Regions from separate parts of the Homo sapiens genome. Here region 1 is linked to region 2. A link is a loop called in an ENCODE intact Hi-C map of the cell type or tissue named here. Cell type or tissue: IMR-90. All regions are shown on one strand. Each heading gives the region's core, and the rest is flanking DNA. Links, peaks and the distances in the headings are about the cores only.

Evidence for each region. A loop is a pair of places that touch in the nucleus more often than their neighbours do. Peaks named below come from ENCODE experiments on the same cell type or tissue, not always from the same donor. Only the 100,000 strongest peaks of a DNase experiment are listed, where the experiment ranks them.
Region 1: it touches region 2 in a loop (3-fold over the local background); 2 of 110 quality-filtered maps call a loop at or near these places.

What each region holds. Positions count from the first base shown.
Region 1 is chr4:149,878,640-149,895,460 of GRCh38, forward strand. No RefSeq gene overlaps it. Among named protein-coding and RNA genes, the nearest start is that of IQCM, 71 kb to the left of the region's middle. In IMR-90, for the core only: no CTCF peak of the experiment used is centred there; a DNase peak (open chromatin) is centred at 7,462.
Region 2 is chr4:149,278,079-149,294,899 of GRCh38, forward strand. LINC02355 (long intergenic non-protein coding RNA 2355) reads left to right here. Exons shown (of 13, transcript NR_125887.1): 13 at 1-45. Among named protein-coding and RNA genes, the nearest start is that of LINC02355, 130 kb to the left of the region's middle. In IMR-90, for the core only: no CTCF peak of the experiment used is centred there; no DNase peak of the experiment used is centred there.

The DNA of each region.
Region 1 (16,821 bases), core at 3,906-11,905, 600 kb after region 2:
GATCATCCATCATAATCATAACTCATTCACAAGAAGTACCTAGACCAGTGCTCAGCACAAAGGAGACACTCAATAAATATGATTCCCTTCCCCTACCTACCTCTACTCCTCTATCAAACGCTATGCAGTGATTCCCCTCTGGTGCCTCAGGAACCCCAGCCATTGATGAGGTGAGATGAGGAGGAGGTCAAACAGGCTAAGCTTTTATATGAGCAGCTTCATTTGTATATCTGCCTTATATATTGGCATCCAGGTAAGAGTTTCTTTGAATCAAGGGTTCTAACTGCAGTAGAGGGAAGAAAGAAGATGATCTCTGTTCTTTAGAAGTGAAATTCTATCCTCAGCTTTCTCTTTCCAGGGTGATTACATTCCTCCTATAGCTTCAACTACCCCCTATACAATGATATCCAGCTCTTTATCTCAAGTCCTTCATCTCCATTTTCCCCAGAACCCAATCAGTCACAAAGTCCTGCAAATAATAAATATCTCTTACACCACTCCATTCTCTGCTTTGGTTCACTGATTTGGTTCAGACCCATATATCTTTTGGGCGAACTGGTGCAATGGAATCCTATTGGTCTCCAGCCTCCAGTTTATCAGTCACCTTTCATCCTCCAAACTGGAGCCAGAGTAATATTCCTAAATTACAAACAAGGTTGTGTCATTCTCTATGTCAATACTTCCCTGCCTCTCCTTCATCTACCACAGAATTAGAGAATACAAGTTCTATCATCTGCACAACTGCCTACCTTTTCTTTCTCATCTCCCTTTATCTCCAGTTTTTCTTATATCTAGTAATTTCCGAATTTTGCCATAATGTCTCATAATTGCAGTTTGTTTCCTCTGACTGGAATGATCTTTCCTCTTGTTTGTCTGAAAAAAAATTGGTTTCAACATTCAGCTGATGGGTCATATTCTCAGTAGGACTCTTTCTGACACTACCAATCAGTGTTGGTTACTACCTCTGCATTTCTAAAAGCTCTTTGAACAGAACTTGGTTATGTCATTTATCCTAGTAACATGATTTTTTCACTTGTTAGTACCACTTACTAGTCTAGAACCTGGAGGGGGTGTAACTGATTTATAGTTGTTTTTCTGTCTTCAGGACCTACACAATGACTTGCCCATGGTAAGAGCTTCATTCATGGTTGTGGAACAAGTCAGTGAGTGGTAAAAAGAGGAAAGGGGAAAACAATGACCAAAAAAAAAACAAACAAATAAGAAGGAGAAGGGAGAAGTGGGTATGGGAATGAAGAGAACATCCATGGCATGTTTGGTTGAAGCACAGCATTCACATAAGGGAGCAATGGGAAGTAATATAAGTAGATATAACTGCAAAGCTCAAAATTTCACCTATTAGTAAAAACATGGCTTTTGACAAGGAAGACAGCATGCACATAAATTATTTTGGAGAGTTCATTCTTGCGATGTGGGCTGCACTAGGAGGGGCAAAGGGAGGCGGCAGTCCAGACAGGAGGTAATGAAGACAGATTAGACCAGTGGCAATGAGGGGGAAAAGGTGAGGGGGAAATGCACTACACAAGAAGACCCAAAAGATTTGTTAACTAATTATGAGGGGAAAAAGAGAGAGAGAACAAGAAGTCAAAGTGACTCAAAAATTTCCCAGCTAAGTAAATTGGAAAATGCCTCAGATTAACAGATTGTAGAAGAGAGTAGAATCATTAAAGAAGATGGAGAAAATTAACCCAAAAATAGAATGGCAACCAGCCCTTTGCAACATCAAGAATAAAAGTAGTAATAATTATTATTATAAATTATGTCATGTAATTTATAATTATATTATTAATAATTTTATGAATTACTATTACTATTTTGGTTACTACAAAGAAATACAAAGGTCATGGGGGAATTGTCAATAAGATGAGATGATATAGACATTAAAAAGAAAGGAATACAGAGAAATGTTGTCAATGAGGAGATTGACAATGAGGAGATCATTAGTGTCCTCAGAGAGTTGAGTGGGAATAGAAGCCAGTCTACAAGGAACAACGTGAGTGGAAAATGAGAAATGCAGACAGTACTCGATTTTAGAAAGTATTGGTAGAGAAAGGAAGGGTTGGGGAGGAAAAATATGGGGAGGGACAAGATGGCTGCTTAAAGAAATTATGAGCCTTGGCCGGATGCAGTGGCTCACGCCTGTAATCCCAGCAATTTGGGAGGCCAAGGCCAGCAGATCACTTGAGGTCAGGAGTTTGAGACCAGCCTGGCCAACATGGTGAAACCCCCTCTCTACTAAAAGTATTAGAAAATTAGCCAGGCATGGTGGCGTGCATCTGTAGTCCCAGCTACTCAGGAGGCTGAGGCAGGAGAATCACTTGAACCCGGCAGAAGGAGGTTGCAGCCGAGATCGAGCCACTGCACTCCAGCCTAGGCAACAGAGCGAGACTCTGTCTCAATTTAAAAAGAGAAAGAAAGAAAAGAAAGAAAGAAAGAAAGAAAGAAAGAAAGAAAGAAAGAAAGAAAGAAGAAGGAAAGAAAGAAAAAAGAAAGAAAGGAAGGAAGGAAGGAAGGAAGGAAGGAAGGAAGGAAGGAAAGAAAGAAGGAAAGAAGGAAGGAAGGAAAGAAAGAAGGAAAGAAAGAAAGAAAGGAAGAAAGAAAGAGAAAGAAAAGAAAAGAAGGAAGGAAGGAAGGAAAATTATAAGCCGTGTCAAGTTTACAATATTTTAGAAGAGAGTAGAGAAGAACCATCCATTTTATAGAGCTGGAAAATTTGCCTCTAGTGTTTCAGTGTTTCCTTTACAAATAGGTCACAATAAGAGACATAGCAGGCTCTCATATGTAAGAAGATATGCAGAGAAATCTACACTGATGTGAAGTAGACCATATCCTAGCCACGTGTAGCTTTTGGGTAGCTGATTCTGAGCCACTGGCCTTTAGGCCAAGGGCTGGGATATTGCAAAGACATCCATCATTTTACTAAACAAAACAAATAGTGTCACAGGTATACAACTTTTTAAGGTAATGTTTTCCTTCACACTTCCAAATTAACATTTTCAGATCTTTTTCAAAAAATAGGTCCTACTAGAAGTAATTTGATAACACAAAATATTTAGAATACAGCATCCATCAAATTACCTCTATTAATTCCAATGTCAGCACAAACTTTAATCACAAAAATAACCAGACGACTGACAGTATATCTAATATTTGACACTTATGAATTTATCTCCTGAAAAAATTTACACTGCCAAATTCAGCAGAAGTCAAAATGCAATTAGAACAAAGGGTAACAATTCCAAACACATGCAGCTTACTGACTGGCCCTTGCCATTTCATAAATAGAGGGTGCTTGAAACCTGCCCTTCAGCCCATAATAACAGCCTGCCAAGGGCTTCAAAAGCAAGCAGGAAGGAATAGGGGAGTGAGCTTGGGATCTGAGGAGGAGATTCTGTATATTTGGAAAATTCCATTTAAATAACCCAGTTGTCACAAATCCCCTTCCCAGATCCCCATTCTAGGAGATTGAAAAGCAGTAATTAGAATGGGTGGGCTGGGAAAGCCAACTAAACACAGATTGACAGATAGGCTACCAGAAGAGGCATCCCCTGAACTACATTATTCCAACAATAATGTCTTTATTTACATAGCAGAGTGGGTATATTGTGTTCAGCAAAGCTTTCAATAAGTAGAAACATGCTGCTAGAAGAATAGCCCACCACCACACAAAACTGCTAATTTAAAGATACAAAAACCAGTGCACCAATTAGTTCTGCAATCCCCACAGAAAACATGAAATAGCTTTTTCCATGAGCCTTGCAGATCACAACCATAGCAACTTAACATGTGCAGTCCCATATGGGTTGACTGCTTCTCAGAATGAGGCCAGGAACTCAGGAATCCAAGCTTTTACATCAGAAATGGAGAAAAACCGAACATGGAATAGTTTTGTATCAAAGTTAAATTTCAAATACTCTAAAATCAAGTCTTAATAATTTTATATATATGTATATATATATATATATATATATATCTGCATCTTATTGTACTGTTCAAATGGGTATTCTTATAATTTTCTGGCCTGTTCTATGTTCCCACAATGAACAAAAAGAGACTCACTAATTAAGAATGGTCAGTGCAAAGAAACGTGTGTATGTGTGTGAATTTTATTTGGCTTTTTTTGTTCTGATTCTGAACTGAAGAGAATTCTCAAAAATTTTCTTGCTATGAACAGCCCCTGACTTAAGCTGACACTGACTATAGAAAAGCACTACTCCTGATGGTCTGCTACCAATTTGTAATACATACCCTGAACAAATCAAAAAGTGCCAATGTATTTCCTTATGCCAAAAGTGTAAGAGTGGGTTCCTTGTAATTAAGTGTGTGCCCTTGATGAGTCTTAGTTTTCTCATATGTGTCAAATGAACTGATTGAACTAGATTAAGTTTAAGGCCTGGCTCTTCCACTTAATTTCCATAATCTTGAATGGATTACTTAACTTCACTATGCCTCAGCTTCCTCATCTGTAAAATGGGGGGTGATAATAGCATTTACCTCATGAAATGATTTAATACATGTGAAGCAGTAAAACAATACCTGCTCTAGTAACTACCTAGTAAATGTTCTCTAAGGTAATCAAGAGACCGCTTCTAAAGTACCTTCCAGCTCCCAGAACCTGTAATTGTATGAAAACTATATGCCCCGTGTGCTATGTTGGCTTTACTTAAGAATTAAATATTACAGCCAAAAAAGAAATAATTCTGATGAAATATTGCTTTCAAAATCTTGATGTCATCCTATTGGAAATACCAAACAGAATCTTTATAAGGTATTTTTAGTCAATACCTTCTGATCACAATTATACCCTTAAAATGAAATTAAATCCTATTTTCATTGGAAAAAAGGTAGACTGTGCCATATTTAGGGTTTGTCTTTCTTCTTTATCATTCTACCCTTTGTGGTTTCTGCATCTTTTCTGAGTCTCAACTATCTCCTTTCTGTGTGTCCATAATGGCAGAACTTAGAGACAAATTCAGGAGTATATATGCAGATTCCATAAGTGGTTATTAAAGAAGAGGTCTTCATTAAAAATGTTTATAGAGAAATAAGGATGAAGAAGCTAAGGGCTAAGTCTCTTTCTAAGTGCCCCAACAGTTTTAGAAAAATGAAAGACATGTTTCTGCATTTTAAGTTAATCCATACATTCTTTCACTGAATATATATCTATTGAAAATGTTAAGCACTGTTCAGGAAACCACAGGTAGTTAAGGAAATACACAGTCTTTTCCCTCAAGGAGTTTGTAGCTGAGTGGTGAGACAGCCACAAAACCCAAAACTTATAATACAGTATGATAAGAGAAGTATTAGAAGTGTGTTTAAGATACAATAGGAATAATAAAAAAAAAAAAAGAGAACCAATGCCTGCTGCCTGCCTGGAAGTATCAGGCAAAAAAACTTCCCAAAGGGAAAAAAAAAATGAAATTGGAAAAGAGATTTTTCTCAGCCTAGGAAGAATGAGAGAACATTTCAGGCAAAACGAACTACATCTGCCAAAACGTAGAGGCATGAAAGAGCACTGCCTGCTTGACGTGCTGCCAAGAGATTGGTATTGCCAAAGGGTGCAATATAGTTGGAGTCACAGCTAGGAGAGAAAACTGGAGCAGTTGATAGGAAACAGATCATTCATGCCTGGCTACGGAATGCAGATTTTATCCTATAAGTGGTACACAGAGAACTATGACGAAGAGACCAATACTCACTGATTTCAATTTTGGAAAGAACGTTCTAGTACAGAAACAAGCCTGGAAGATAGGAGAGGCAGAGTCAGAACCTCAGGCCAGAGATGGTGCGTTCCTGAAATAAAGCAGTAGTCATAGTAAATAGAAATGAGGGAATGCTTGCAAACCTGCAGACATGAACATATAGAATCTGGTCATTGGGTATAGGCATGAGAAGGAGGCAAGCAACAAAAATAATGCTGAAGTTTCTATCTTGAGTAAAACAAGTAAAAAACCAGGATAGACAGAGATGGTTTGTGAGAGTTGAATGTGCAGAGAACAGAAGGAGCAGTTAAAGCAATGAGCATGATGAGTGTGCATGAGTGAGTGCAGAGGTGAGAAGAGGAGGGACCAAGAGGGAGCCTGATATATGAGGTGAGCAGAGGCAACAGAATTCCTAAGGAGAGGCTCAAATCATGGCAACCACTGAGAGGAGGAGAGCGTGGTCACCAGTACTAAATGTTGCTACCAGGACATGAAAAGGCACAGAAAAAAAAAATGTCTACTGGATTTGATAACTAAGGAACCATTCATGAGTCTGAAGGGAGGGAGGAGGGGTGGAAGCTGGGGTTCCTGGGTTGAAGATTAATTAGGAAGTTGAGCAAGTGAGAGCAAGTAGACCCAGCTCAGCTCTTTCCAGACTAACACACGTGGTTTATTTAACACACATTGCAAACACACAGTCACACCTTCAGCCCACTTGTTAAAACCACACTGGTCCTGAGTAGACAGTGTTATAAACTGCTATCTACATGGCGTGATGTTAAGCATGTCAGCAAGCTCCCCTCTTCCTATAAAGACCTTTCCACCAATTGACGAATGCCTGGAAATCTGACAGAAGAAAAAGCCTTTCCATCACATAATAACTAGAAATAAAACCTAAAATGTAAATCCCCTTAGAAGAGGTAAAAGATGAGCAAATTTACTGCAAACTGAAAATTGCCCTTACCTGACCCTTTTCTGAGAAGAGGATTAGGTAGGGAAGTTGCCAGGAAGAATCTGAGTGAGCCCTGAGGGAGAGAAGAGAAAGAAGAGGCTGAAAGTACTGAAAACAAATTTTTACCTGGTCTGAACTTTTATTTAGCATTAGCATGTCTTCCATGATTTTAGAGGTCACCTTGTCACAAGCATAAGGAGGAAGATCCCTAACCATAGGCAGAAGAGTTATTTCCCCTGGTTGCAGAAGGAGAGAACCAGCCTCATTAATAATTTCACATTGTCTAAACTCTAGATAGCTTTAAATATAATAAAAAGTCTGCCCTATTCTCCAACCCACATATTCATTTTCAGCTTCTACCTAATAATCTTGACACATTTCACTTGGTTTTAAGTTTTTTTCATCTCTCTTTAGGATTAGTTAATTTTTTAATTGCCAAGAAAGGTTTTTAAAATCTATTACAGGTATTATGATATAGAACGATTAAGCTTGAACATATATACTGATTTTCAGATATTTTCGAAACCTGTCATAAAGTATTAAGTTTTTAAAATACTCTACTACTTTCACAAGCCTTCTAAAAAACCACTCATCATAGCCATTTAGAAAGAAATATGACATTAAAAGAAGGTAAATTTTCCAAGTGTTATACTGTGATTTAGTTGTGCTCTCCCATTAAGTCTAAATGTGTCTTCCAACCAGTATAAAGCAGTCATGATTTATTTGAGCCTGATGGTAAAGGTCTATTAAAACAATAACTTGAAAATAGTCTGCATAGCTAACACATCACCCATCAAAGAGATTAAGGCAGGAATTCTCAGAAGGCTGTGTGTATATCTGTGACTCAAAGAGATGAGCAATTAGAGGGACTAAAAATGTCTGAGTCTTTTATGTACAGAAAAACCCACTCTCCAAAGGTCTCAAAGAACTGGGGAAAACTTGGGAAAGGCCAGCTGGAAGTGAGGGGTCTCAGCCTGTGCTTGATGTAGGCCATGAACTATGATCATAGCCCAGCCCTGCTTTTAAAAAAGAAAATGTTTGCAGTTGGGTAAGGAAAACAAAACGGATGGTTTTTAATTCTTTAAATAATGTGTAACAGAGTTGCTTTATAATACAGCTTGCTGGTAAACATAGATATTCTGAGGATGAAATGAATATATCCCAAGACATAAGAGTTACATTAGTTAAAACCCAAGAAGACACAGCTATAAAGAGTGATTTCATTTTGACTACATTTGCCAAGTTGTCTCACAGCCCTTTGCAAGGTTAAAGCTTTTTAGGTACCTGAATCCAGCAACGACCTTCATGACAGGACCTTCTTCTCTAGTGCTGTGCACTCGTTTTATCACTAAACTCCTCAAATGTGAATTCTATCCACACTATCTACTTTTTCTCACTACACGGACATTCCTCAATTCATTGCCTCCACCACTCTACTGGCAATGCTCTAGGTTGCCTTCTCATTTGCTAAATCCAACTTTCTATTTTCTGTCTTCACCCCTCCTAGCCCTCTGCAGCATTTAGTACTGTTTATCATATCTTCCAGAGCCCCGTCAGCTCCTGCTTCTCCTCCTTCCTCTCTGGTCATTTTCTTTTATGCCATAATGACTACTACTTCTACTTCTATTGGTTACCGTGTTTGCATCTGAGGTCATTTTCTCCATTCACACCACCTGCTCTCTCTTCATGACCTCAGCTACCATCTACAGCTGATAAGCTTTCAATCTTCAGCTCCAGCCCCAATCTTTCCCAAGGTCCAGACACCCATATCCACCTTTATGTTTCATAGCTTTTTCTCATGCACCATGACCAAAACTTATTTTAGCTCTGCCACAACCCATCCCACTTCAAAACTTGTTCCTTCTCATTTTTTTGTCTCCGTTAAGGGTGACACTTCAAATGTAAAAGCCTGGTAATATTCTGTGCTTCCTCTCTTTCTCTCACCCTGCCCAGTGAGTCATCAAAACTCATGAGTTCTATCAATCACAGAAATGCTTTGCAAATCTAGTTTCTCTCCTGCACCATTGCCTCTGCCTTAGACTAAGCACTCCTTATCTGTTAAATGCATTGAAGAAATAACCTCAATTTCTCCTTCTCATGGCAAGGATTCACATACATAATCCTAAAAACAAGTGCTGATTCTGCCACTCCCCAAGACAAAGACCCCATTGCTTTACCTCAGCTGTCTTCGGATGAAGTTAGAGCTCCTTAAAAAGGCATAAAAGACCTTCAGAGTCTAGCCCCAACTACTACTCCAGTCTTAACTCCTGAAGCTCTTCCCACAGGTATCTACATCTAGTCACATAGGACTTCTCATTTACTCTCTCTGAAATCTTAAATTAATTCTCACTGAATGACTGAAACTTCCATATGTCTAACTTGTTCACCGTTTTAAACACAATGTATCTGGCTTTTTTTTTTAAAGCTTGCTGAAGCCCCCAGTTCCTCCATAACACCCGCTTTCCATTTATTTCCCATCCATTAGCTCCCTTTTGAATGAATGTTCTACCCCTAAACTTCACTTATGTTCCCAACCTTTCCTTATCTCTCTTGCCCTTCTGGTCTTCTAACTAATCCTATGAAGCTCAACTCTGAATGTATGAATTCTTCACTAGTATTTTCTGGGAGTAACCACCTTTCTCAGTTGTGCTCTCAGAAATAAGTCTATCAAATTTTAGGAAAACACCTTATAACAACAGTAGGTGTCATTGTGCTCCATGAGAAATTAATGAAATGGATAACAGAATGTTCTCTGATGCTGCCATAAGGATTAGAGATATTTTGGTAGGGAACTTTGCACAGACAATTTCCCTGTCCAGGACATCTTTGTCTTGGTCAATGAAAAGTATAAGCCCTGAATCAGGATTGCAGGTGTGTTGCAGTATGATCTTATGGCTGTCTTTCCAGCCAGCCTACATTCAATTCTCATCCCATCAAGTCCTATTTGCTAGCCTATTCAGATGGGTTTTCCAACTAATTGAAACTGAGAGTGATAAAATAGCAGAAAGTTGCATTCACTTTTTTGGTTCTCTGATATGAATCTGGAAAGCATTGTTCCCTAAGTATAATAGCATATTAATATACAGAGAAAGAGGACAGGCTTACTCTTCTTATTTGAAGCCATATTTTGCTTTTGTTAAGATCTATTACCAACTTCATCCAAAACACAGTAGAACTGTATTAGTCTATTTTCATGCTACTGATAAAGACATACTTGAGACCGGGCAATTTACAAAAGAAAGAAGTTCATTGGACTTATAGTTCCACATGGCTGGGGAGGCCTCACAATCATGGCAGAAGGCAAGGAGGAGCAAGACACATCTTATGTGGATGGCAGCAGACAAAGAGAGAGCTCGTGCAGGGAGACTCCCATTTTTAAAACCATCAGTTCTTGTGAGACCCATTCACTATCACAAGAACAGCACGGGAAAGACCCGCCTCCATGATTCAGTCATCTCCCACCAGGTCCCTCCCACAACATGTCGGAATTATGGGAGCTACAAGATGAGATTTGGATGGGGACACAGAGCCAAACCATATCAAGGACAATCTAGATTCCAGGTGGAGATCCTAAATGTTGTTGACAGCCAACTCTTAGAGCAAAAGGCAGTAAAGAACCCTTTCTACCCAGAGGCGGGGCTTAGATTGGAGCCTTCCTTGAGATGGACCAAAATTCAGAAAAAGTTAGTACATTTGTGATTCTGTTCAAATAACAACAGAAAAAAACAAAGAGTAAGCACAAAGAATAATAAACAGAACAAGCACTTGATGCAGAACACTTCAGGGACAAAACACAAGAAGCATAAGTTCCCATGTGCCAGCCTATTCAGAAGCAAGCCTACAGCAAGCACTGAGGCACTCCAACACAAACCTCGGTAGCTAGGATTCAGAAGTCAAAATCAGGCAGTGAGAAGACCTCACCCTTTTTAAAGTGGGCAGCCTCAAGGGATCAAGTGTGGCCTCAGAAACATTCACAAGAACTTGTTCTTCACCGTTAACAGGCAGCCTCCAAGCACTTCTGCTTGGCAACTATCCTCACAAATGGACTCAGCAGCTCCCAGCTGTCTGTATTTGTGTAGATTGCCATAAGGACACATTCCCTTCCCTCTTCAGGGAATGTTAAGGGTATTGTCTTCCAGCAAACAGTACCTGAGTCCTGAATCACCTCACCAAAGGAATCTTGGCCTTCTTTTCTCCTGCCAACATCTCTGTTAGCCTGTTGGTCAACACATAAAGAAAAAAAAAATCCTATGTTCAGCCACAGTCATTTAGTACCATTGGAAAGGTGTGGCTGTAATCTGCCTTTAGTATTGACAAAGATTCTTGTTTGTCCAAACTTTAGTCAGCTCCTGAACGTTTTCGTAGGCCCATCTGTGCCCTTTCTTATAAAAACCAGTTTTAGCAAAGAACCCTACTAAGTTTAGCAAGAACTCCCCACTGGTAGTATCTGATTGCCCTGGATACCTGCTCAGGTTTCTTATCCTCAACCATCCCCCACTCTCCATAATGTCTGATCACCCTGGCCTGCCCTCATCAAGCATCCTGTTAGATCAATTTAGCCAGAATCCCTCTTACCCCTGATGTTTCCTCTTAATTTTCTATCCACTGACCCCCACCCTCTCCTGGGCCATAAATTCCCACTTACCCATGCTGTATTCAGAGTCAAGCTCAATCTGTCTCCCCACCACAAGACTACATTGCAGTGGAGCCACTACCTATCACGATGCTCCTGAATAAATTCTTCCTTACTGTGCTTTCACAATTAACACTGATTTTTTTTTAACGTTAGCCAAACTAAAACACAGCCTTCTGAAGAGAGAGGAAAAGGAAGGGAAGGGTAACAGAGGGAACACCAACATGTCAGAGGAGGAGAAAAGAAGTCATTTATTTGACTCATTTTCCCGGCAGCATTAATTTATGATTCTTGTAGACTTTTGGCAGGAATGTAGGAGGAAGGATTTCAAGAATTCATAGAATCATTTTTTAAAAGAAGCATGGAAAGGGGGATATGCAATGTATCTAGTCCAGTTCTATCATTTCATAGACTTGGAAAATGAAGAGAGGAAAGGAAAAAGAGGATAATATTTACTGAGGTCCCATTACTTACCAAGTGCTTTAAATTTGTCATTTCATTCATCCTTTAAAAAATGGTATGATGTAATGATATCTCCAGCTTACAAAGATAGGAACTAAGGCTGAACAAGTTGAAGTAAGTTTTCTAAGGGCACATGACTTGGTAAGTGAAAGGGTCAAAATTTAACTCAGATTTTCTGGATCTGGAGCCTCTTTACACTATGTTAGGTTGCCTCACAAAGAGGCATTTGGAGGTTTAGAAACTGTGCTAGGCAACCTAGCCAGTGAAGTGGGGACAGCTAGGCCTCTGGACTTCCAGCCTCAGAGTCTCCCCACTGTAAATAACACTGCAATTTATATTATCTATAACTGAAGACACATGACACTGTTGTTGACACAAAGAGTTGAACTCTATAAAATAGTTCAAGAGGTTTATCCTGAGCCAAATATGAATGACCAAGGCTCATGACACAGCCCCAAGAGGTCCTGAGAACATGTGCTCAAGGTGGTTGGGTTATAGCTCGACTTTACACATTTTAGGGGGACAGAAGTTACAGAGAGACATCAGTCAATACATGTAAGGTGTACATTGGTTTGGTCCGGAAAGGCAGGTCAACTTGAAGCTGGGGGTGGGGGTGGTGAGCTTCCAGGTCACAGGTGGATTCAAAGATTTTCTGATCAGCAATTGGTTGAAAGAGTTAAATTATTATCTGAAGTCCTGGGATCAATAGAAAGAAGTGTCTGGGTTAAAATACAGGTGGTTGTGGTGACCAAGGTTCTTATTAGGAAGATGAAGCCTCCAGGTAGCAGGCTTCAGGGAACGTAGATGCTAAATGTCTCTAATCAAACCTAAAAAGGTACCAGACTCTTAATCTCTCCTGGATCAGGAAAATACCTGGAAAGGGAAGGGGATTCTCTACAGAATGTAGATTTTTCCCCACAAGACACAGCTTGGCAGGGCCATTTCAAAATATGTCAAAGAAATGTATTTTGGGGTAAAATACTTCAATTTCCTTTAGAGCCTGTTATCTGTCATGCAGTGCTACACTGGAGTCAGGCTGGAATTGTGTATCTTACTGCAACAAAGTGTCAGTTTTGTCAGTCTTAAGATCTCTGTTTTAATTTTAACGCTGGTCAGTTGTGTCTGAATTCCAAAGGGAGGATGGTATAGTGAGGAATGTTTGACACCCCCCTACTTCCCATTATGGCCTTAACTAGTGTTTCAGATTTACTTTGGAATGCCTGTGGCCAACAAGAGGATCCATTTAACTGGCTGGGGGGCTTAAAATTGTATTCTTGGTTTACACTGTGAATTAAATGATCCCATTCATTCAGTGTAGTGAATTTCTATTGTTTTTGCTTGCCCAGCACTACTCTTTCCCATCTTTCCTCCAGCCCCTACTTCAGATCTGCCCAGAATTCACCACTTTACTGGGCCTGTCACTGACCCTACTTTCACAATTTCCCTTCTCATTTGTTCTCTACAGAAAGTACCTGTCCTTTCTCTTATTCCCTTAGAACCCAGCTCTCATCTAAGGAACTGATTTGTTCATTTAAAGAATATGTTAACTAATAAAGACCTAATGCTGTAGTGTGTTATGTCCATGCAGATATCATTTACATGTTAATGGCCACCTACATTGTAGTAACCCAAAGAATTCAAGTGCAGGGAATGTCAGGCCTCAGGCTAGTCAAGGAAGGAAACTTCAGAGCCATGGGTGGTTTTTATTTTTTACTTTTTATATTTTTTTAAGATGGAGTCTCACTCTGTTGCCCAGGCTGGAGTGCACTGGCATGATCTCGGCTCACTATAACCTCCGCCTCCCAGGTTCAAGTGATTCTCGTGCCTCAGCCTACTGAGTAGCTGAGATTACAGGCGTGTGCCACCTTGCCCGGCTAATTTTTTGTATTTTTCATACAGACGGGGTTTCACCATGTTGGTCAGGCTGGTCTCAAACTCCTGACCTCAAATGATCTGCTTACCCTGGCCTCGCAAAGTGCTGAGATTACAGGCATGAGCCACCATGCCTGGCCAGTGGGCACTTTTTAATCAGCAATTTTAGAGTGAGGCCAGTACCTTCTCTCCACAAACCTGTCTCCAAAAGTAAAATACATTATCAATCAATACATATGTCTTGAGTACCTACAATGTGCTTAGCACTGTTCTAGATCTCAGGATAGATGAAAGGTGAAAATGAAAAATATCAGACACTGTTCTTCACCTTAAATTGCCTATATAATAATATTTATGAAGTTAGAAAAAGCTGGCATCTATAACCTACTAGTTAGCCACTCTGATATATTTCTGGAACAACCCTAAACAACATTTTCTTCTTTTCTCAGTAAAACCTAACTCTCCCACATACAAAAAAACCTACATACTCATTTTGGTTAATAAACACCATTCTCCCAGTAACCTAGACACAACACCTCTTCCCTTTACTCAACCAGCCAGTTGTCTAGTCCTGTTGATTCTAGCTCAGCCCTGTCAATCAACCATCCCAATCTTTCTTTTCTCACTGCTACTATTACGTTCATGCCTCTATCATCTCTTTGCTTGATTATTGCAATGGTCTCCGTGTCTACAGAATGTCCCCACTCTCAGCCATTCTATCTATACATTGGTTTAATTTAATCTTAAGTAGATCTGTGTCCATGTCACTTGTCTGATAAAAAAGTCTATAATTCTCCATTTTCAATAGAAATCTAAATTCCTGGCCAGGCAGAGTGGCTTATGCCTGTGATCCCAGCACTTTGGGAGTCCAAGGCGGGTGGATCACCTGAGGTCAGGAGTTCAAGACCAGCCTGGCTAACATGGCGAAACCCTGTCTCTGCTAAAAATACAAAAATTAGCCAGGCGTGGTGGTGGGTGCCTGTAATCCCAGCTACTCAGAGGCTGAGGCAGGAGAATCACTTGGACCCAGGAAGCAGAGGTCACAGTGAGCCAAGATCGTGCCAGTGCACTCCAGCCTGGGCAACAGAGCAAGACTGTCTCAAAAAAAAAAAAAAAAAAAAATCTAAATTCCTTAGCCTGACACTCAGATCTTTTCATGGTTTGGACCAATCTTACCTTTCCAGCCCTGGCTCTCATTAGGTTTCCTTTGTTAAACTTTGTTACATCACATTCATTGAACCAATAACTATTTCTTATAAGAATTCCTGTTTCCATGTTTGTGTCTGCTCTTAACTTCTAACTTGGCAAGTCCTTCTTTCCTCCTCTTTCTCTGCCCACCCAAATTGTATCCATTCCTTAAGGGTCAAATACCACCTCCACCATGAAGCAGTCAGAAGCTGACTATCTGTCTCTAAATGTTTGTAGGATTGTATCGGATTATCCAACACCACGTTGATCAATTTCTAGCTTGTTTCATAGTTATTAGCAAACACAACTTATCCTTCCTGCTGGCCTATAAACTCCTCAAAATGAAAGACTAGCATTGGTGGTAGACAGAAGTTAGATACTACCTTCCATCTGGAGAATCCAGGAACAAAAATAAGCAAGAAGTAGCCTTTAAACTGAGCCTTAAAAATGAGGAAATTTTGAATGTAAGAAAACTGAAAAGATCTGTTCAAGAGAAGGGAGGGTCTCTGGGCCAGGTACGATGGTTCACACCTGTAATCCCAGCACGTTGGGACGCCAAAGTGGGCGGCTCACTAGAGTCCAGGAGTTCGTTCAAGACCAGCCTGGCCAACATGGTGAAACCCCATCTCTACTAAAAATACAAAAAAAATAAAATTAGCCAGGTGTGGTGGCACGCACCTGTAATCCCAGCTACTCAGGAGGCTGAGGCAGGATAATCCCGGCTACTCAGGAGGCTGAGGCAGCTACCCGGGAGGTGGACGTTGCAGTAAGCTGAAATGTCACCACTGCACTCCAGCCTGGGTGACAGAGCAAGACCCTGTCTCATAAAAAAAAGAAAAAAAAGTAAAATTTGCTTTTAAATTAAATTTTTTTAAAAACAGAGAGAAGGGAGGATCCTGGCGTAAGGCTAACTTTTAAATTGTATTTATAAGGAAAACAGAGTTATCCAGTTTGGGTTGAGCTCAGAGTGTCTGAAAATTTGCTTTTTTGCTTTCCAAATTATAGGTAAAGTATCATCAGAATAACTTTCTTTGAGTATAGATTTTTAACTCACAAAGCTCCTAATAAGCACATAACTTAGATACGCACCCCAGAGGAACCACACTTTGGCTAGTGATCTACAGAATATGTTATACTTCTTGCACTTTTCCAGGTTAGCCAGGGGAAGGAAAGGAAGGGAGTTAGAATGTTCAGCACCTCTTGGCAATGTTGCCCAGTGACCTGGCAGCCAAAGCATTACTGCAGCCCACTAGAGGAAACACTGGGCACAGAATAATAAACTTACCTGTGAGAATATTCAAAAAGATCCAAGTTGGCCTTAACCTATATCTTAAAATTATTCTATTATTAAGTTTATACAGCAGGATATGAATTCAATTCTTATCCTGACACATATTTTCCTGTAAGTCGTCTTTGGTTGCATTAAGAATACAAAGAAACTCTGAAATATTTTTAAAATATCTACCAAGCTTGAAAAGTATGTATGCTTCTGTCTACTGCATACATCCCTGTTCCTTCTTTTATTTTGAAGAAAATGAATAGAGAATAATAATTTTCTAACCACTTAGAAAATTCTTTTGAGAAAATGTACTGATATCTTCATTCAAGAAGTAGTTATTGCTTATTTCTGTTCTGACAGGCACTTTTTTAGCACTGAAAATGCAGCAGTGAGTCAAACAGACAAAATGTGTTGTCTTCGTAGGGCTTACATTTTGGCAGAGGGAGACAAACAGTAAACAAAATCAATATGTAAGTTATGTAGTTATTAGAAGGTGGGAAGTGCTATGGAAAAAAATTGAGAGGAAAGGGGAGTGGGAATGCTGGGGACAGAGGACGGTGGGGGTGAAGGGAGTAGCAACTGCATATAGAAGATCAGGGAAGTCTTCACAGAGAAAGCGACATTAGAACAAAAAGATTTGGAAGCATTAAGAAAGTTAGTCACATGATTATCAGGGGAAAAGCATTCCAGGCATAGGGAACAGCCACTGTAAAAG
Region 2 (16,821 bases), core at 5,740-13,739:
GAAATTTGAGCAACAAAAGATTAAAAACCACTTAAAAAATAGAAAGAAAATAATTCTGACTCTTACTTACACTGTCAAATATATTAGAAAAAGAGGCAGTGCTCTGAAATGTTTTCACGAGAACAGCCTCAATGTCCAAGTAGCCATGTTTTTACTCTCAGGCCATATCTAAATTGACCTCAAGATACTCTACTAAAATATTATCTAATTTTTAGATAGTTTAGATAACATAGACAGTTACTGTGGTCTTCCTGTCAGGTAACATGAGATAATATTTATAGTTATCTGTTTTGAAATTTAAACAAAATAGTTTTGTTTTCCTGCCAATATAATGGGGATTTCCATCCAATTGATTAGGTCAGTAATCTATGTCTGCTATTTAAGGCAGGTATGAACACAGTCAATAGTGTCACAGCCAACATTTTCTTAGTCATGAGGATATGGGCTGTGAAATCACATTAAATAACTTTTTGGGCTTCTTGTGGGTGGTGATTTGGGAGCAGATGGCAATGAACTTGGCAGCTAGAATTTGCAGTGTGAGGGGCAAACTGACACACAGAACAAATATTATTACATTGTCTGTCCTCTCAAACCCTAGATTAAAAAAATGTATAATATTTGGCATTTAGGCCAGGTACAGTGACTCACACCTGTAATCCCAGCACTTTGGGAAGCTGACGTGGGTGGATCTCTAGAATTTAGGAGTTAGAGACCAGCTTAGGCAACATGGTGAAACCCTGTCGCTACTAAAAATAGAAAAATTAGCTGGGCATTGTGGTGCATGCCTGTAATCCCATCTACTCAGGAGGCTGAGGCCCAAGAATTGCTTGAAGCTGGGAGGCGGAGGCTGCAGTGAGCTGAGATGGTACCACTGCCCTCCAACCTGGGCAACAGAGTGAGACTCTTTCTCTGTTTCTTTCTGTACCTCTTTGTGTCTCACTCTCATATCTATGTATTTATAAGGAAACTCTCTGTTAATCCAAAGGGGTCTACCTGTGTTTTTAAAACATCAGGAAGTCAACAATAGTATTCCCTAATAAACATGGAGTAGTAGGCCCATTTGCAGTGTGACTTCGGTTTTATTGATGGACACCGTAAAATTGAAAAAAAAAAAAAAGTCCAATGTCTATTTTAGTGATTTACCCAGAGACAGTTACTATAATCTTCCTGTCAGGTAACATGAGGTAATATTTATAGTTATCTGTTTTGAAATTTAAACTACCAGCTACTGTAGAATGTTCATGTCTCCTTTAGTAGAAAACCATTTCGGACAACACAAACAAAATGAAGCGATCTTACGTGTTTTCTCTTTTGGTCCCACAACACTTAGATGGGTCAGGCTTTCTTGGCAGTGCTGTCTCCAGCCGTGGTGGCTCCAATCTGGCTATATAGGAATAGCACTCATCAGAATCGTGCACCACCAGCTGTGCTGTGTTTCCATGTCTGGTCTCCAGGGTTCCGTTCTGATTGTGGTTAACCCTACTGGTTGTAGTGCAAGTGCTCTCCACATGAATTATGAATGGTTTGCCTTGTCCATTTATCATCTAGACTCTGCAGGCCACCTATGCCTGTCAGAAGTAGGCAGGTTACTACTTGTAAAAGGCTGTAAAAAATAACTTACTACATCAAAGAAAAGATGACATTCTCTGCGTGTATTTTGTGTCATCCAGCTCTGGGTTTTCCACTTGCCCTCATTCAAGTCCATGCAGCTTTTCTTTCTTTCTAGCCAGTGAGGAGGTTTTGCAGTGGGAAATCTGACGAACATGAAATGTGCTGCATGGAAAAAGTCAGAAGTCTTGAGTCTGAGTTCTACTTGAGGATGTGAGCACATTTATGCAATCTGGACCTGCATATTCATCTAATGAATTCAGTTTAGAAATTTGGCTCCCATCACTACTTCCTAAAAGAGGTGGAGTGCCAAGAGGGTAGCAGCTGAGAGGGGAGGGACAGAAGGCTGGAGAGTGGGCGAGACTAATTGGTCTTTTCGTATGACACAGATTAGATTATGTCTGTCTAAAGTTAGGAGGGGGAAGGGGGATTTAATCACTGTTTCTACCAAAAAGATATAAGGCAGAACGTCCTCACAGAACCAGATGCAGGGAGAGAAGCACAAGCTTCTTGACAAGAAAGCAGGCAAAACTACATGTAAGGCCATTTAAAACAGAAAGATATGACATTTCCCTTTCCAATTAGATAAGGGGAATTGGAAACTAGAGCAGCAAAGCATAATCTGATAAGTATTATGACAACTTTTGATAATTCAATAAAAGACATAACAGAACTTTTCTTTGCTAAATGAGCCAATAGATTTTAAAAGAGCAAATGAGATTGTTGGGGCTGTAGGGAGTATTCTAATAACAATGAAAGATCGACTTCCCAAGAAATTAGGAGTAAACATTTTAATAAAAATTACTAATATTATTAACTGTGAATTATTCTCATCTCTCAATAGAGTAGGCAATCCTAGGATTTCTAAAATAAAATCACTATTATAATTTAAGTTACAGTATGTACTATAATGTGAAACTGTATTTTTAAGGGAATACTCAGCACATCAAACTCAGAACCTGGGCTTATCTTTCCTTCATGTGCTTTTAATATTTAAGGGGCTCCTGCATGTTGGCTAAATGAATCAAGTTTCTAAAAAAAGAAAATCAATGTATTCATTCTCAACCCTTTCTCCTTAATCTTGTGGTTCTTCTGACCTATTCCTTCCCTTGGATTTTTCTTTCTGCCTTTTCTGAGATACTTAGCCCCTTTCTAGCAAGTTCCATTTATTTCAATAAGAAAACATGGGGAAGAAATAGCAAGTGTTGATTTGTGACTAAAAGATTCGTTTAGATTACATGTAAGTTCTATAACATAAGCTTTTCCCTAGACTCTGGAAATTGAATGAAATAGATATTTCCCACTGGTCATTATCTTTGTTGTCTCTGGCCATTGGCCATAGTTAAATAAACCTCCTTGGGTTTGTCTTACATACCACATCGAATATCCCAAACACCCCTCATTATTAAACCCAGCTGTGAGCTAACTAATAGTACCAAAATAGATTTTTCTCTCCTTTTAACTGTTGGGAAAACATATACCAGAGTCATAGTTTCCTGTAAATAACCGAGCTTGTTCTGTAATTTTAGTAAATAATCTGTAGTTTTGTAATGGGAATTTTTTTTTAATTGGAGGACTTAGTTCGTCATATTGCATTGTGTCAAAGAACTTAAAGCTCTTCTCTAGTTGTAAAAGAAGATTTCTGAGGGCTTTCCTTACTCAATAAATCTTTCTAAACTTCTTTTTCTTTTCTCACTTGCAGTTGCTAGATATTCCCTTTCTGTGAAATTGCAATCAGTGATATTCCTCGAAAGAAAAATATTGGGTTTCATATTGCGCCTTTCACACTTAAGTTCTCCCCAGATGTTTTTAGTAAGATGAATGCTAAGGTAGCATAATTACTGTGAAGGTAAAGGGCATCAACTATTGGATGATCAGAAAAGGCTCACCTGTGAGATCACACTACAATGCTTTCTGAAAGAAAGGATATTGGCCAGGAATCTCTAGCAAGGAAGATTATTAGTTTTGCTTTCAGAAATATCAGAGGATAACTCTAGCTTCCATCCACAAATACACATGATCAAATATTGATAAAGTGGGGTCTGGGAGAGTGTATGTCAGAGTGAGAGAGAAAGGATGGATCCTGAGGGTGACATGGAAGAGCATTTCGGGTGAACGTACAATTATGGTGATGTGAGAAAAGCATAGGAACCAGATAATTTTGGAATGCAAATGTGATTCTGTCCTTCCGGTTTATTACAGAATAATTCTCAGCATGGCACAATAAGAAATAATCTTCTTTTTTTGTTAGTAAATAATTAGAACTAGTTTTTGCAGACACTGCTGTCAAATACTGTTTGATTTTAGAGGTGTCAGAGTTTTCCCAGGGGTCTAAGTTCAGGAGAAGTAAGCCATCCTTTCCTGATGGTGTTGTTGTCTAATAAATTATGGAGCAATATTTTAATCAGTTGCTTCGACAGTCCTAGCAACATGAGTGCAATATCAACCACATTGATCAGTCTGTGATCAGTCTGTAAAACTAACCTGTAGTCACCTCAGCCATTAATCATGTGAAAAAGTTTGTTTAATTTTCCCTTCTACTTTGTACTAAAAAATGACATCTTTAGATTCCATTACAATAAAGAAAAGATGGATTATGCTTTTCTGTACTTCTAAATAAAGATGAATGCAGCTAATATTATTGACCACTTAAAATTGTGATAGTAACATACATATATATATGTATGTATATATATACATCTCCTCATTTAATTCTTATGACAATCTTATGAAGGTAATATCCTTATTATTTATAGTGAGAAAAGTTAACGTTCAAGCCTTTAAAAATTCCCAGGATTATGACAAGTAAGAGGCAAAACCAAATTTGAACCCTCATCATTTTGACCTTAAAGTCCATACAACTACCTAAATACTCTGCTATTTTAATTGAGTTCATGTTATTACATTATAATTGTCTATGTCTATGAGGCAGCAGAGGTAGGGGTTATAAGAAATGTTGGGATGAAATGAGTTATTGTTTGTTTTACTACAATTCACATGCCATTTTCCCATTTCTGGTTATTTGTTGATGATGAATTCTTACCCAGGTAATTAACCAGATAAAGTACCAATAGGCTTATAGAATTCTGCTTTGGTACTTTCTGTTTGCTTTAACATTTGTGTTATTTTCAGAGAAAATTTTAGAAGTGCTCTGAGATCATCCTTCCCAGCTGTATTTTCTACTACTCAGTTCCTGTTTTTGTCTCTGAAGAGAGAGAATTGTAGTCCTGATCAAACTCATAAAAGTAGCTAGGAATATTTCTCAATGTAACAACCTCTATGGTTGAACTCAAGGCTTTCGAGTCACGATCTAGTGATGACATTGCACTGTGTATTTTTTTCGACATTTAATTTGTCTAAACCTTACTCTTGAAAAAATGAGTTAAGGTAACTTATAGAAAAGGTGCAACAAGAAACACAATAATATTGGGGGAACAGAGTCAGCAAATAAGATATAAGGGGAAAGAAAGAATGCAGGTACACTGTATTTTAAAAGAAAGAATAGCAAAATTGACTCAATTGTACAGTTGAACTCTAACTTTGCCCCTGAGCTTCTTTGACACCAGAACCAAAAGGACCCATGGTGATCAATTATACTCCTTTCATCTCTGGAAAGTATATGTTTCAGAGAACGCAAAAGAGTATGTGTCAGTCCTATTATGAAACCTTCTTTATTTTCATATCAGTATTATGCCCAGTCCCCCATATTAATTTTTCTAATATTTTTGTAAGGGTAAGAGAATTGTATGCAGCTCCTGCTTTATAATTCCATATATTCCTAGTGTTTCTATTAACAAAACGGTTGATCTAAAATGAATATTCAGTAGGAAAATAAATAAATAAATTTAAAGCATCAAGCTACATATTTCTGATTTATTCTCTTGGATCGTCAAGAGTAAAAACCACTAAATAAATGATTAAAGATTATGAAAAGAGAAATACAGTCATTTGTGAAATAGTAGAAATGAGCCAGTGAATAAAATTTGACAAATTCATAAGTAGAAGTAATCTATATTATTTTCATGTCTCAAAATCTGGCAGTGTTTAGCTCTGTCTCTGAATACATAGTGTTCAAATAGAACATGTAATGGTGCTGAGAATTTTGGGGGAAGTCATGGGATGAAAATATTGAAGCAACTTCATGCCAATTGTTTTGTTTTCTTTATATTCATGACCAAATTTTTGTTTCTTCTTGGAGTAACAGACCACAAAATAAAGCTTCACAGTTTCAAAAAAATCATTTATAGCCCTGAAAAGTTTCCCAATCTAGACCCAGATACTTTAGCTGGACACTACAAACAACATGAATTTAGAGAGAACATCTTTCAGCTATTTCCTACAGCTTTTGTTTAGTCATATTTTTACTTGACTCTAACTTTTTTCCAATCCAGATGCTATTTGGCATTTTTGTAACCTTTGATCCATTAAATGAATTATAGTCTCAAACTAATCTAGATTCCAACACTCCAAACAAAATGGTTTCTTGACTTTCCTGGTTCATGAATGTAAAGAAAAAAATAAATAATTAAATAATTAAGTTTAACAACAGCAAAAATACACAAAGTCCACAGCAATCTTCTTTTTACCTCTCTTTATAGCACTTCTGACATTAGGCCATTTATTAACTTATTCCTGATTTGCATTATGGATATATTTTCTACAGAGAAAATGCTACGATTTTATGGTTGAGAAGAAGCCGACAGGCAAGAAGAGCCTATAAAATATCGAGAAAACAGTCATTACAATTCATGGGATTAGATTAATTCAACTTGTGATTTTGTTGCTCAATAGTTTTGTTAAACTTTCCTCTCAGTTTTGAAATAAGCATATTTTAAATTTTATTCTTCATAAGTAAATGGAAATGTAACATGTGTAATGGGAAATGTTTATCAGTTTCTGAAACTAAAGGAGGTTTTCATCCATTATCCGGGATAATTCACTATGTATGTTTTGGGACAGCATACTAACAAATTAGATGTACTCTCTGCATTTGCAGATAATGCAAAGATACATCAGCAAGCATGAATATTTCTCACTAGACTTGCATTTTTAACATCATTTCTTGATCACAAAGTAAGAAAGCAAATATTTACCTGGGAAAGAGAAGATTCTAAAAAAACATAAAACATATTTTCTGATCAGACATGCTATTATGTAAAAGAGATATTAGAGTTTCTCTATGTTGCCTAATAGAATAGATTTAGGATCAATAAGGAGCTGTTAGAAATGGGTTGCTTTCAATTATATACATAAGCTACTTTATATTTTAAGTGTGACATCTATCTTTTGTCACACTGTATCCTAAGCATCTAGCAGTGTGTCGAAAAATAACAGTTATCTTATTGGTATTAATGGAATGAATGGAATTAGGATTTTAGAAGGAAAAGGGAAAGACTTCCCATTACCCTAAAGGACTATCTAGAGGGTACACTACCATTCACAGATAGGAGGTCAGGCTAGAAGTTTAATAGAAGAATGTCTTGGAGCGCCAAGCTGACCATAATGATCTATACCTTGCAGTTCAGATAATCTAGTTCAATAATTGTCAAACTTTTTTTGTAAAGGCAAGACAGTAAATATCTTAGGCATTGAAAAGTCAGACAGTCTTTCCCACACCTGTTTATCTCTACTGTTATAACACAAAAACAGCCATAGACAATAGATAAATGAATTGATATGGCTAAATGTGGCTTACGAAAAGGCCTTAGTTTGCCTACCCATCATCTTAGTCACATATTACTCTATATCTACTTATTTCTTTTATCATTAACTTTGAATGAAACTTTATTTAAACATTCCAATTAGATACCAAATGTACTGTAAGACATTGAGGGGAAAATTGACTTCTGATTCAGGCTAGGGAAACTCCTTCTGAGAAATTACCATAATACTAGGTATTAAAAGTAAAAGATCACAAATGGAGACTGAAGTCAGAGAACTAAATTGTGGCATAAAGTTCAACTAGCATATTTCCCTAATGGATGCTCTGAAGATCCTCTTAGACATTTGTAGCGCTTGCCTTATGTGATTGTGAAAAAGTTCATTGAAATTCTGGTCCCAGGTAAGATGGAGTAAGAACATTACACGCATTACACGCTGTCTCTTTTATTGAATGCAGCTATAAAACATGGACAGAATGCATCAACAGGTATTTGAGAACTCTGGAAAGTAAACAGTAGTAGGCAAATTGAGAAAGAAGACCAGAATGCTAAGTGCCACTAAATCACCAATAATCTTATCATTTTTTCTCTGATACATCCAGTTTGAGCTCAATGCAGCCCAAACTCAGAAATAGATGTCCTTGCAGTTACATAGAGCTACAAGAGAAGCCCTCAAGTTTTGGGTTGCAAAATGGGAAGGAGGTCTTCGATGCTCAGAAAGTAGAAGAAATCCCCCTTTGGTGTTTATTTTCTCCTTTCTCTCCTACATGCCACCTTCCACCCCATCATCAACTAATCCAGGGCTATTCGTGGTGGCAGTGGCAATAACAGTAATAACGATGATAACTGGGTGCATAGGAGCCTAATGGAGTGAGGAAAATACCTTTTCTTTAAAATCAGAAGTTATTGGACCCCAAAGGGTGAGGTAAGCACTTGTTTATTTCTCTCTTTTCTTGCTGCAATTAGGCTCAAGAAATGATCACAGTTGCAGGAAGTGCATGACAGAGCTGAAAAATAAAGCCCCATATTTCTGTCTGAACTGAAAAGGGGAGCTCTGGAGCCAAAAGTTCTAGGGCGATCACAGAGAGGAAGGAGCTAGGAGAGTGACCAGAAAAAGTAGTTATAAACTCAAGGAATACCACAAGATGCACGTGTATGGCTTTGACACATAATAGCATAATGTCAACTTTGAGAACTGAACTACAAGATAGATCACCCATAACTCAGAATGACTACAGATGTCACACACATAGGCAAATCCAAATAATTCTGCAAAGGCACAAGGAATTGACATTAAGACTACAGCTCCTATAAGGCTTGTCAGAACTAGCAATCTGAAACCAGCCATGTCAATTGCCTGCTAAAACAGAAATATCAACATTCTCCAGAAGACTTACACAAAACTCAGAGAATCATAGTGTAATAGTAAAAATGTCCAGGATATAATCCAAAATTGCATGGCATAGGGAGAACTGGGAAAATGTCAATGTGTGTAGAAGAAGATAAACGGATGCCAACACTGAGGTGACACAGATGTTGAGATTATCTAACAATGACTTCAAAGAAACTATTAGAAAAGTCCTCTGACAGTAAGATCAAATACTGTTAAAATGAAGTGAAAGAGAGAAGTCTCACCAAATAAATAAAATATATAAATAAGAACCAGAGAATTTTAGAACTGAAAAATAAATTTAATCAGATTTTGAAACTCACTGGATGAGCTTGATAGAAGAATGGAAATGACAGAACAAATAGTTCATAAACTTGAAGATAGATTTTAAAATGTACATCAAATCTGAATTATAGGTTGGAAAATGACTTTGTAAAAAAAGAATGACCAGAGTCTTAAGGACTTGCGGTACAATGCCAAAGAGTTAAAAATTTGTATCGTTGAAGACACAATAGAAGAGGAAAAAGAGAATTATGCTGGAAAAGTATTTAAGAAGAAATAACAACTTCCAAATTTGGAGAAAAACATAAACCTGTAGATTTAAGGAGTGCAGAAAACCTTAAGCAGAATACACCCAAAGAAATTCAGTGATGTATTATAATCAGACTCCTTAAAACTAAAAGCAAAGAAAAAAATCATAAAAGAAACCAGAAAAAAATATCAATCACATTACTTATAGGATAGCAATGATTTGAATGACTGCATTTTTCATAAGGAAAAAACAGAAGTGAGAACAATAATGTGGTGAGACAAAAACAAAACAAAACAAAAACCCACCCAGATTTCTCTATCAAGCAAAAATATCCTTCAGAAATGAGAGTAAAATAAGGACATTAACAAATGAATTAAAACTAAAAGGATTTATTGCAAGCAGACCAGGACTGAAGAAATTGCTAATGAAAGTTCATCAGAGAGAGGGAAATGATACAAGAAGGAAACTTGGGGATGGTAAGAAATAAAGGAATTGCAACAGAATGGTAAATAACTGGGTAAATATAATAGGCTATTTTCCTATTGAATTCTTTTTAATATGTTTGATAGTAGAAAGCAAAAGTTATAACATTCTCTGATATATTTTTCAGGGTATGTAGATGTAACATTAGACAACTATATCACAAAGGGGGCTGGGGTAAGGATACCTAAATGATGGCAAGTTTTCTACATTCTACTTCAATTGGTAAACTATTGATTTTAAATTGAGAAAAGTTATATACATATTATAATTTCTAGAGAAACCACTAAAATCTTGTACAAAGAAATAAAAAAATAGAGTAAAACAGAATACTTTTTAGGATTTTTATATTTTTATATTGGTCAATTAACTCAAAAGAAGGTAAGAAACTAGAATCAGAGGAACAAATAAGAGAGGGAAGAAATACAAATCAAATAATAAAGTGGTAGACCCAAGTTCAAACATATCAAAAATTACATTCAGCAAAAATGGTCTAAGAGAGCTAATGAAAAACAAAATAAACAGAGATTGTCAGAATTTTTTAATAAAAGAAAACCTGATCCAATTGTGTGTTGCCTACAAAAACTTACTTCAAATATGATTATATGGTTAGATTAAAAGTAAAGGAATCAGAAAACTATACTGTACAAATACCAATATAAAGAAAGTAAGAATGGCTATATTGATATCATACAAAATAGACTTTAGAGCAAGTAAAATTACCAGGAAAAAAAGAACATTAAATAATAATAGAAAATTAAATTTACCAAGAATACATAATAATTGTAAATATGCACCAAACAACAAAGCTTCAACATGCATAAAACAAATAACAGAACTGAAGGAAGAATTAGACAAATTTAGAATTGTACTTGGAGATGTAGTTGGAGACTACATCTAAGACAAGAGTCTTGTCTTAGTTATCAGTAGAAACAACAGATGGAAAATCACCAAGAACATAGAAAAACTGAAAAACATTAGCAACCAATTGGATCTATTTGACATTTATAAAACTCATAGCCAAAAACATTTTTTTTATTATTCAAGTGTACATGAAACATTGACCAAGATGGATCTTACCCTGGATGATAAAATAAACTTTAGTAAATACAGAGTGTGTCCTCTGACCACAGTGTAATTAAATTATAAATAGATAACAGAAAGCTAACAGGAAAATCTCAAATCTCTTGAATATTAAGTAAGATAATTCTAAATAATTTACAGATCAAAGAGGACATCTCAAAGACAAAAAGAATATTTTCAACATATCAAAATTTGTGAGAGGCAGTTAAAGCAGTGTTTAACTGTACATTTATAGCATTCAATGTTTACACTGGATAAAAAAGAAAGGCTTCAAGCTAATGAACTTCTATCTTAAGGGAGAAAAGTGAAACAAACTCATATCAAGCAGGAAGAATGAAATAAAAAAGAATAAGTTAATAAAATTGAAAATAAAAAGATAGAGAAAAAAGAAAACATAAGTTGTTTCTTTATAATAAATTAATAAATTTGATACATCTCAGGCAAAACTGACAAGGAAAGAATAAAGACCCAAATTACCAATAAAGAAATGAGCCTGTAATCCCAGCACTTTGGGAGGCCGAGTGGGGGTGGATCACCTGAAGTCAGGAGTTTGAGACCAGCCTGGCCAACATGGCAAAACCCAGTTTCTACTAAAAATACAAATTAGCCGAGTGTGGTGGTGGACACCTGCAATCCCAGCAACTTGGGAGGCTGAGGCAGGAAAATTGCTTGAACTGGGGAGGCGGAGATTGCAGTGAGCAGATCGCACCATTGCACTCCAGCCCCAGCAACAGAGTGAGACTCTGTCTCAAAAAAAAAAAAAAAGAAAGAAATAAAACAGGTTATATCACTACAGATTTTGAAGACAATCAAAGCATAGCAAAGGACTACTAAAACAAATCTATGCACATAACGTTGAGAATGTAAATAAAATGACACAATCCCTTGAAACTGCTAGCTTCCATAACTCACCCAAGTGGAATTAAATAAACTGAATAGCTCTACAACCATTAAGAAATTGATTCATTTTTTTAAATCTTCCAAAAAGGAAATATCCAGGCCCTAACGGGTTTCCTGGAGAATTTTGCCAAACATTTAAGGAAAAACAAATTTTGCATACTTCCTAATGAAAAATAGAGGAGGATAGAATGCTTCCCAACTCATTTTATGAGACCAGCATTTTTCTGATAAAAATAGATAAAGATAATATAAGAAAAAATACAGATCAACACCCCTCATTAGCATGAATACAAAAATCCTGAACAAAATATAAGCAAATCAAATTTAGCAATATATAAAAAGAATGCTACACCACAACCTAGTGAAATTTATGCCAGGAAAGTGAGACAATTTCAGTATTCAAAAAGCAATTGGTATCCACCATATTACAGTCTGAGGAAGAAAAACAACATGGTCATTAATTCATGAGGAAAAAGAATTTGACAAACTTTCAGATTAATTTATGATAAAAACTCTTAGCAAACTGGTAACAAAGGAACTTTTACAACTTGGTAAAGAGCATCTGCAAAAAAACTATAGCTAACATTATAGTTTGTGGTAAAATATTGAATGCCTTCCCAGTACAGACTCAGAACAAGGGAAGAATTTCTACTCTCACCAGTCATGTTCAATACTAAATTGGAAGTCCTAGTTAGTGCAATAAGGTGGCACATATATACCATGGAATACTATGCAGCCATAAAATAATGAGTTCATGTCCTTTGCAGGGACATGGATGAAGCTGGAAGCATCATATTCAGCAAACTAACACAGGAACAGAAAACCAAATACCTCATGTTCTCTCTCATAAGTGGAAGTTGAACAATGAAAACACACGGACACAGGGAGGAGAACATCCCACACTGGGGCCTGTTGGGGGCTGGGGGCAAGGGGAGGGAGAGCATTAGGACAAATACCTAACGTATGCAGGGCTTAAAACCTAGATGATGGATTGATAGGTGCAGCAAACCACCTTGGCACATGTATACCTCTGTAACAAATCTGTACCTTCTCCACATGTATCCCAGAACGTAAAGTAAATTTTTAAAAAAAGTACAAAAGAAAAAAAGAATTAAAAACAAAGATAACTCACTGAGAAAAGAATAGTATTTTCCACAAATGGTGTCAGAAGAATTGTATATCAAATGAACAACAACAACAAAATTTCAACCTAAACCTTACACCTTATACAAAAATTAACACATAATGGATTATAGATACAAATGTCAGACATAAAACTGATATAAACTTATTTTAGGACAAATATAGAATAAAATTGCGTGACTTAGGGTTAACCAAGAGTACTTATACATGGCACCAAAAGCGTAATCCATCAAATTAAAAAAATAGATAAACAGAATTTTATCAAAATTAAAAACTTGGGTAGCAAGTGAGAGACACTATTGAGAGAATGAAAAGATAAGCTCCAGACTAGGAAAATACTTGCAAATTATATGTCTAGGCTATTATTTTCATTCAGAATATGTAAAGAATTCTCAGACCTCAACAATAAAAGAATCAAACAACCCAATTAAAAAATGAGCGAAGGACTTGAAGCAATAGTTCACCAAAAAGCATATATACATGAAATGTAAGCACATTAAAATATGTTTAACATCCAAGACATCCTCAATTGAAGCAATGTTGAGATACCATTACATACTTAGTATAAAATGTAAAATAGGCTAAAAATAAAAAATATATATACATATATTGGTAATACCAAAGGCTGGTGAGAATGCAGAGCAATTAGAACTTTATAAATTGCTGGTGAGAATGCAAAATATTACATCCACTCTGGAAAACAGTTTGGCAGCTTCTTAGAGGATTTCCATATGACCCAGCAATTGCATTCCTGGACACTGGCCCAAACTGGCACTGGCCCAACTGGAAACAACCAAGACATCCATCAGTGAGTGAATAGATAAACAAACGGTGAAACATTCCTACAATGGAACACTACTCTCAATAAACAGAAATGAACCCTTGATACACACAACTTAGATGTCTTCAAAGGCAATATGCTGAGCTAAAGCAGCTAGTCTTAAAATGGTAAATATTATGTGATTTCATTTATATGATATTCTCAAAAAGTCAAAATACATCACTTGAAGGGGGTTGATTACAAAGGGGTAAATGAGGGAATATTTTGTTGTGATGAAACTGTTTTGTATTTTAATTATGTTAATGGTTATATGAAACTATTGTGTAAAAATTCAGACAAATTAAAAATTATATTTTTATTGTATTTATTTTGAACAATGTAATTGTTTTAGTATTAAAATTGTATTGGGAATAGTAAAGTTAAAATGTGAAAGAAACTTTGAGTTAGAAGGTATTCATTCTAGATCAGTCTCTAATAAGTCATCTTCATCAAGAGAATTCATTTTTAATTGCTTTAGTTCCCAATCTATAACATGGATGTTATAATAACTGACCCAACTTTCTCTACAGCAATGGTTCTCAATGTTTTTTGTCTCAGTTTTCATTTATGTTCTTAAAAGTTACTAAAAATGCCAAAGAATTGTTGTTTATGGGTTATGCCTATCAGTATTTACAATATTAGAAATTAAAACTGAGAACAAATATATTTAATTCAATTTAAATTTAAATTGACAATAATAAACCAATTATATATGATTCCTTATGTAGAAATCATGAATATATTTTAAGATGGTGTGAATATATTTTAAGACAGTCATAAGCAGAGCTGAAAGTTACTTATTTCCATGTGTATGAAAACATAAAAAAATTATTGCCCTAGCAAAAACTTAGAATCAACATCTCTTGACTCCAAATCCTGTATTCTGTCACTACGTCATGTTGCTCTCCAAATAAATGTCTTGTTAGGGACATTACAAATCCTGTTTATTTCTACCTCCCTTCCCTCTGGACTATATTGGAAAGCATATTAAACAATTCTGGAATCATTAGGTATTTTTACAGTCTAAAAATGCTATTCTGATTTAGTTTGCCTTTTTCTCATTTTTCTCTTAATTATTTCTCCTGAATAATGTCTTCCCAAATATTGTCTGAATTTTTCTGAATAACAACAGCTGTTCATTCCCAGATTGGCTATGACCCCACACCAGCAATGGCACCAAGCCAATGATCTCTCCATGACAGCATCAAGAAAATTAACCTTTTCTGGATTCTGTTCACTGACAGATCCTCTTTATATTTGAACCTACAGGAGATGTTTGCAAGAGCAAAGTTAAATGAAAATATATAACTTCTGGACTTTTACTTTGGCATATTTAAGAATATTGGCATGTTCCAAATGTCATTAATAAAAAAATGTATCTGGATGTTACTACATAATAAAATTAAGGAGTTTGAAATGTCTTCAAGGTATTACTCATCCTTTATCCAGTAGCACACTGATGTAAGAATTGCTGCAAACATTACTTACAGAATAAATGAGAAGGAGACTTCATAAACATCCCAGGTAGCCCACTGTAATAGTTAGCTTTCAATGCATAAAGAACTACTTTAAAATGGTATTTACGTAGCTTCTGATTCTGTGGGCCAGCAATTTGAGTTAGGCTCAACTGGCTGGTTCTTCTGGGCTTGGCTGGACTTACAAATCTACAGTCAGCTGGGATGGCTCATTTCTGCAACACAAGGTCTTATCTTTCAGCAAGCTAGCCCACATGTTGGCAAGTCAGAATTCTGAAACAGCAAATGATCAAGACTGTCTTGGGGCCTAAACTTGGAATTCCTGAACTTTCACTTCTGCCACATTCTATGGGTCAGAGCAAGTAATAAGGCCAGCCCAGATTCTATGGGTAGGGCTGTATTCATCTCTTGATGGGAAGAACTGCTAAGTAACACAGTAAGGGTATTTTGATAGGAAAGAACATAATATAACCAGTTTTAGAAGCAATTTTCCACACCCATTTTATAATGAGATCTAAAAATCTACTCCAAGTCAATTTTCAGCACAAGAAAGAGATTATAAACGTATAAAGATAGAAATAAAACTGTGGAAAATATTAAAATATACAGGAAGGGACACTTTTTGTTGGTGGAGACAGGGAGAGACAAAAGAGCTGAGTATTAAGGAAAATAAAGTGTACTTTGAGCTTTATTGTGTGGGTATCTAGGGCATAACTAGGGGTAATGGAGAGTGAAATTGAGAAAATTTGAGCAGAATTCCATAAAAGTTCTAAGAGGAAAAATTATTCCATAGAATCATCTTGCAGACAAAGCAATGTATTGTGCATTGCATAAGCATTTGAAGAAAGCCTGCAAAAACACACTTTTTAATTCTATAATGAAGAAAATTGCCTTATCATTGCAAGACTGGTGGTTTGTTTAACCTTCTTTCTATACTTATCTGCCGATGTCCCTAATTTTCAAAGTATGTTATCCCTTCCCTCTCAATTTTCATAGCCTTTAGATTGGCCCTAACTGGATCATGCCCGTGTGCATCCCAGTTGGCTATCCTGTTTCTGTCATTTCTCTTTCCTACATGACACTGAAAAGTCAATTCCAAAAGTATCAGCTTGGAATTACACTCTTCTTAAAAATTTGGTGTTTTATTTAAACCATCATTGTCAGTCAATGAACATTTATTCAGCTCTTGTCATATGCTGGGTGCTGGATACCGGCTAGTTCTGTTATTTAAAATATTATCACTTCCCAACTGCACAGTTTCTTTTTAACCAATTTGAAGAAATTTCTCATCTATTATTTAAGTTTCTGTGAATTGGCTAAGCAGATGTTGTTTTCTCCATTCTATGTATGTGGAAACTAAGGCACTGTGACTAAGGCCATGTAACAAGTTAATCAATTACCCAGTTCCCCAAATTAAAAAAAAATGAAGATTGCAAGGCCTAAGAAAGAGATGGTGTATTGAGTTGTTCATTACAAAGAATCAAGTCTTCTAAATTGTCCCTTATTCAAAAAAACACTTGCTTTATGAATACAAATAATTTTCCCACGGAAAATGTGCTCTTCTTTCTGGCAGCTTTCCCCTTTTCTCCTCTTCCAAAATGTTCCTCAACATTTACTTCCTCCAGAGAATTTCCCCAGAGAATTGGCAGCTATAAAAATACTTTATATTTAAGATTGCATTTTAAAATTTAAAATATAGAATGTATTTGATCTATGCTTGGTGGGTTCAG